2 separate regions of the Homo sapiens genome follow, and region 2 is linked to region 1. A link is a contact called in ENCODE Hi-C data. All regions are on one chromosome and are shown on one strand. Each heading gives the region's core, a stretch centred on a gene start or an enhancer-like site at or near the end of the contact. The rest is flanking DNA. Distances are from core to core; before and after follow the strand shown. Region 1 overlaps IQSEC2 (IQ motif and Sec7 domain ArfGEF 2). Region 2 overlaps NBDY (negative regulator of P-body association).

Evidence for each region. A loop is a pair of places that touch in the nucleus more often than their neighbours do. Pooled maps may share reads with other maps.
Region 2: a pooled map shows a loop between it and region 1 (3-fold over the local background). The contact joins two enhancer-like sites. A Hi-C loop is called at or near these places in 1 of 168 maps with a recorded cell type or tissue (psoas muscle) and 6 of 50 pooled maps.

The regions. Positions count from the first base shown.
Region 1 is chrX:53,312,234-53,314,752 of GRCh38, reverse strand. All of the region lies in intron 1 of IQSEC2 (IQ motif and Sec7 domain ArfGEF 2), which reads left to right. Among named protein-coding and RNA genes, the nearest start is that of IQSEC2, 7.9 kb to the left of the region's middle. Within about 2 kb of position 1,257, at least 4 of the 41 ENCODE cell types and tissues checked have a DNase peak (open chromatin) inside an H3K27ac peak, as active enhancers do.
Region 2 is chrX:56,802,461-56,804,979 of GRCh38, reverse strand. All of the region lies in intron 2 of NBDY (negative regulator of P-body association), which reads right to left. Among named protein-coding and RNA genes, the nearest start is that of NBDY, 74 kb to the right of the region's middle. RefSeq lists an enhancer at 1,398-1,537. Within about 2 kb of position 1,264, at least 18 of the 41 ENCODE cell types and tissues checked have a DNase peak (open chromatin) inside an H3K27ac peak, as active enhancers do.

The DNA of each region.
Region 1 (2,519 bases), core at 8-2,507:
TTGGCCTGAGAACTCCTCCGCCTGCCCTGCATGGTCTTCTTAGGATCTGTCCCCAGTTTGCCTTTTTCCTCTCGTCTTTGTACAGACTATGCTCCAGCCAGGCTGACCCGTGTGCCCCCCTGGTTAGCCCACTCAGGCCTTCTGCTAGCCTCTAGGTCTTTGCTCATGTTGTTCCCTTCTCTTGGGCTGCTGTACCCAGTTCCCAGGCTGGACTCAGCTGTTACCTCTCCTATGTCTGTTTGCTGGTGTCTCTGATGTTTGGTCTATCCTTGACCCTCTCAATGAGCACATTGCCCCTTTTTATTCCTTCATGGTTGTTTACATCTCATGTCCCCTCTGTTAGACTGAGACCCCCTTCAGATTTACATTTAACTGACATATACTGAGTGCATTTTGTGTGTCAGGTTCTGTGTTAGGTGCTGTGGGCATGAGTGAAGGAGCTAAAAGCTTGGAAACACATAGCACAGCACATAGTAGCTGCTTAATAAATACTGAGTAGATAAATGAATGTCTGATTGAGTCCTGCTGAACTAATAGCCAAAGGTACCTAATTTTTTCTTCCTTCCAGGACTCCTGTAGTAAGAAATGACAACTTCAGAATTCTCTTGGGGTAGGCACAGTAGCTCCCAGCACTTTGGGAGGTCAAGGCGGGAGGATCACTTGTGCCAGGGAGGTTGAGGTTACAGTGAACTATGATTGTGCCACTGCACTCCAGCCTGGGCAACAAATTGAGATCCCATCCCTAAGGAAAAATAAATTCTTTTGGCTTTTCTGTGGCTTTTTTCTCATGCTCCCTGGAGCCATTTTGGCCTTTGCTGTCTCTTCTCACGCTCACCAGCCTTCCGATTCATAGAATGTCAAGGTAGCAGACTTGGACGAGACTTTGGAGACATTTAGACCAATCTGCTGATCATTATCTCTCCCTGCCATGTCAGGCTGTGGTCCTGACCCTCGATGCCAAGTCTTCTGTTCTGAAAGGAGCAAAGAGGCCTGCACAGGACCTGTGTGCAGTTCACTCAGCCCAGTGGGAAGTTGCTTATTTATCCATCAAACCTTTCTTGAGCTCAGACCCTGAGCTGGACATGGTATCTCAGGGTTGACATAAGACTTGGCCCCTCTGCCTCACTCACTGCAGTGTTCCCTGGCAGGATCATAAACATTGGTCATGGGGAAGAATGCTTAGTAAGTGACTTACTTCCTCTTTTGGGGAAGCTCGTTTAGGGCAACATAATTTGCCAGTTACTATAACTTCCTCATGGTATTTGGTTTCTCTCCAAGCCTGCCTGTTGGAAGCATTTACACGGGGAAGCCCATTCCCCAGTGCTTAGTAGCTGAAGCTCTCTGGGACCTTAGCATTCAGAGAAAGTGTGGTGCCATGGAAGGACTTTGTGTAACTCTAGGCAAATCACTTCACTTTCAGAGCCTCAGTTTTCTCAAGTAGTAAATAGGAATAAAACTGTATTTTCTGATGCATGAGATTCATGTTGCCAGCCCCCTACCTCCCTCAAAAAAATTGTATCAGAAAATTTCCTGGCTGCCTGGCATACCGTACATCAAGGTCCTGATCAGGCTGGAAAGCTGAGAATGGAAAATAATACATGAGACTGCCCTGCCCCCTAGAGGCGGAATGTGGCAAACACACAACAATGCAAAGACCGATGCATCGCATCCCTTTCAAAACAAAGATGACAAGCCAGAGCTACACGGCTGATCAGGATTATTCCTCCAACATTTTAGATGTAAATGTATCACTATCATCACCTAATAGGTACCATTTCACTAATGTTTCACTAGTGCATTTCGTTGGAGCGATGTGATTTTTATACCTTTTTAAAGGAGTGATAGGACTGCATATCCAGGCCCTGTGATTTCCTGCTGGATTCCAGGATACAGCATACTGCATTCACCTGAATAAAACCAATATTTTCCTTCATATAACCACTTTAGAATTATTGTCATTATATCTGTGATGAAAAGTACCTAACTTGGCTCTTCCCCCACATTTTCTTATAAATCTGAGAGGCATCTCTCACAACTGTATATCTGATATGCCAGCCAATTCATAAACAACCCATCTCATTGTGATGGTTGTGAAAATTAAATAAGATGACGTAGGTGAAGCGCTGAGCACACAGTATGTGTTTACTCAGCGATAGCCATTATTATTAATAATAACTCTGTAAAGCTCTGTGCTGTGGGAGGACAGGAGGAGAAACCATGTGGCAGCTCACCACATTTCAGAGAGAGAGGTCAGTCCAGTGAACATTGCATGCCAGGATGTGCCATGCCTTGTGCCATCACAGGCAGAGAATTCTATGATTAGTATATAGTTCCTGGCTTCAAGGTGCTCATAATTGGGTGGAGAAGGTGGTGGTGGAAATAGACGATTGCAGTGTGCTATCCAGTGTGTCATGCCAGAGGGGAGCACAGGGGGCCACAGGTGCTCAAAGGAGAGACATCACCCTGGACTGTCAGGGAAGGCTTACTGGAGGAGGTGATACCTGAGCTGAGGCTTGGAG
Region 2 (2,519 bases), core at 15-2,514, 3.5 Mb before region 1:
AGCCTACACATCCAGGAAGACTTGTAACAAGCGAAGAAAGAAAACATTTGCAATATTCTGAGATGGTTGTGTTCCATGCTGCTCTCCAGTCACTGAGAGGCATGGGTAAGACATGCAACCTTTAGAGCAATGAGGCCACAGCTTTGCATCTCAACAAGTGTTCTGTATGAAGGACCCATGCATGGCTTTCCCATTTCTGCCTGGAGACCCAAAAGGGGTGGCACAATTTGTCCTCCACTGTCTCATCCATTTTCCAGGCTGAATAATCTGACAAGCAATAGAATTCAGCTTGAGGAGCCCAGAGTGCTCGGTATCAAACCAAGGAACAGCCACCTCACCATCTGCAAAGACACGCCAGCCTCAACCTTCACTTCCATGCCCAGCACAGGAACACAGAGGAGGCCCAGGCGAAAGTGAGCATGGCTGGGGCCTGGCTACCCATGTATTTGGCAGAATGACTAAGATGCCCGGGGAATTAACTGGTGAGCCATCACATTCAGTGAGCACACATGCTCCATCAGCTATGCCAAGTGGCTTTCTCTAGGAGAGCCGCCTGTGGAAGCCACCCAGAATACCCCTCCTACTCTTGGGCATGGATGAGTGCCTGGGCTCCAGTGAGAAAAGTAGCTGAAGGCCTGGGACAGGTGTCCAATCTGTCGAGTCTCATCCTGACAGACACCTGGCCCGACCTTCTTCTGCTAGAAGGGTCAACAATCTATGGATGCCTGTTGGACCTGGGTGCTTTTGATCCAAGCTTTTGTCCCTTCCCCAAGAAACAGTGTGTTCCCTATTTACAAGCGTAGTGCTCACAAGCAGGCAGCCTGGTCTCCTTAGGAGGCTTGTGCAAATTCAGAGAAGTAATCAGCAGTGGCCTACAAGCAGGCCCATGCACTCACACACCCCTCCCCCATACCCCTTCACATTGCCCCCAGTGCGACCTATCCCCACCATGCCACAGCCCCAAGGGTGGGATTTCTTGAGGATAGGCTCCTCTGGCTCACTGGGACCCCTGCCCAGAGAGGAATCCAGAGGGAAGGAGGGAGGCAGAGAGCCTTTCGCATGTTGCAGGTTTCCCCAAAGAGACCATGTAGGTGGGGAGTCCTGCTGTAGATGAGGTGAGCGCTCCTTGGCCGGTTTCTTTCTTTCTTTCTTTTCTTTTTGTTTTGTTTTGTTTTGTTGGAAGCAAAAGGAGAAAGAGAAAAGCAAGGGAAATAAGTGACTGCCATTTCTGGAGCCACACTGCCATCCAGCGGCAGTTGTTTCTGAACACGACCGGCTGCAGGGATACTTGCCTTCTGACAGGCACAGACTTCAGCGAGAATATGTCGGGCTGGGTGGACTCTGACTAAGCCAGAGTTTCCCCCATCGCGGTTTTAAACCTTTGAAGGAAGTGTGCCTGCCATTTGGACCCCACGGAGAAGCAGCTAATCTAGAGGCCCAGGGACAGAGCAGCCAGGCAGCCCCAAGACCAGTCAGTCCAGAGTGCGGAGGTGCCCTGGCAGCCATCTTGAGGTGGGCTTAAGGGAAGCCACTGACTACTGACGGCCGAGACTGGGGTCGTTTACACTGGTCTCTTTTGTGGGGAGTTCTGGGGTGCCCTTGCCTGGAATCACGCTGGGGCCAGAGGTCCCCTATCCTCCCAGTGAACCAAGGAGCTGTGGGGTGCTGTGGGCGGGACGACTCCTGCCCGGCAATTCCTGGAGATGGCCAGGGGAACCCATGGAGGGCCGCCCCTTCCTGCCCTTTTTTCGGAGAGGGCTGTGGAGCCCGGGTGCCATCCTGGTAATGAGCAAGGGCAAAGGGCCAGCCAGGAGTTCCTCTCTCGTCCAGCTTCAGCCTGGGGGCCCCACACCGCCACCATCTCTTTCGTGCTCCTGGGATTTCTCCAGCACTCATGCCCAGCTGCCTCCAGTTTCCAGAAACAGATTCCGCTCGATGGCACTATGGCTCTACAAAGGCCAACTACAAGCTTAACCCTGCCCCTCCAATCCGACGGCCTCCACCCTTTCCAATGTGAAAAAAAGAAAAGGGAAAGAGAAACAAAAAAAAGACAGGGAGGATAAAAAGGAGCCAGCCACCTGGTCTCAGGTTGACCACCAAACTTAAGGGACCCTACGACCTAGGACCAGTAGGCAGGAGACACTGCGGAAATCCTCTTTATGCCGCCAGCCTTTGCTTTTCCTTTGGCCCTCTCCAGGTTTCATGGCTCATGCTCATGCAGAAAAATAGAAGACAAATGATACATAATCATGGCCACTGGGAAACCACAGGAAGACTGGGATCATGGGGCTGCCGCCCCAGGACAAGGTGCTGGTCACCCAGCTGAATTACCCAAGGTTTTGCTGCAGGACTGGTGGTTCTCCCAAAGCCTGGAGCTCCAGATAGAGTTTACCACCTTGGGCTGGCACATGGAGGTCACCAAAATGAGCGAACAGCTCAACAGGCAGTCACAGGGCGTGTGGCAGGAATCTCCCTCAGAGGGGATACTCAGCAACTGACTGAAGTCTGACTCTGTGCAG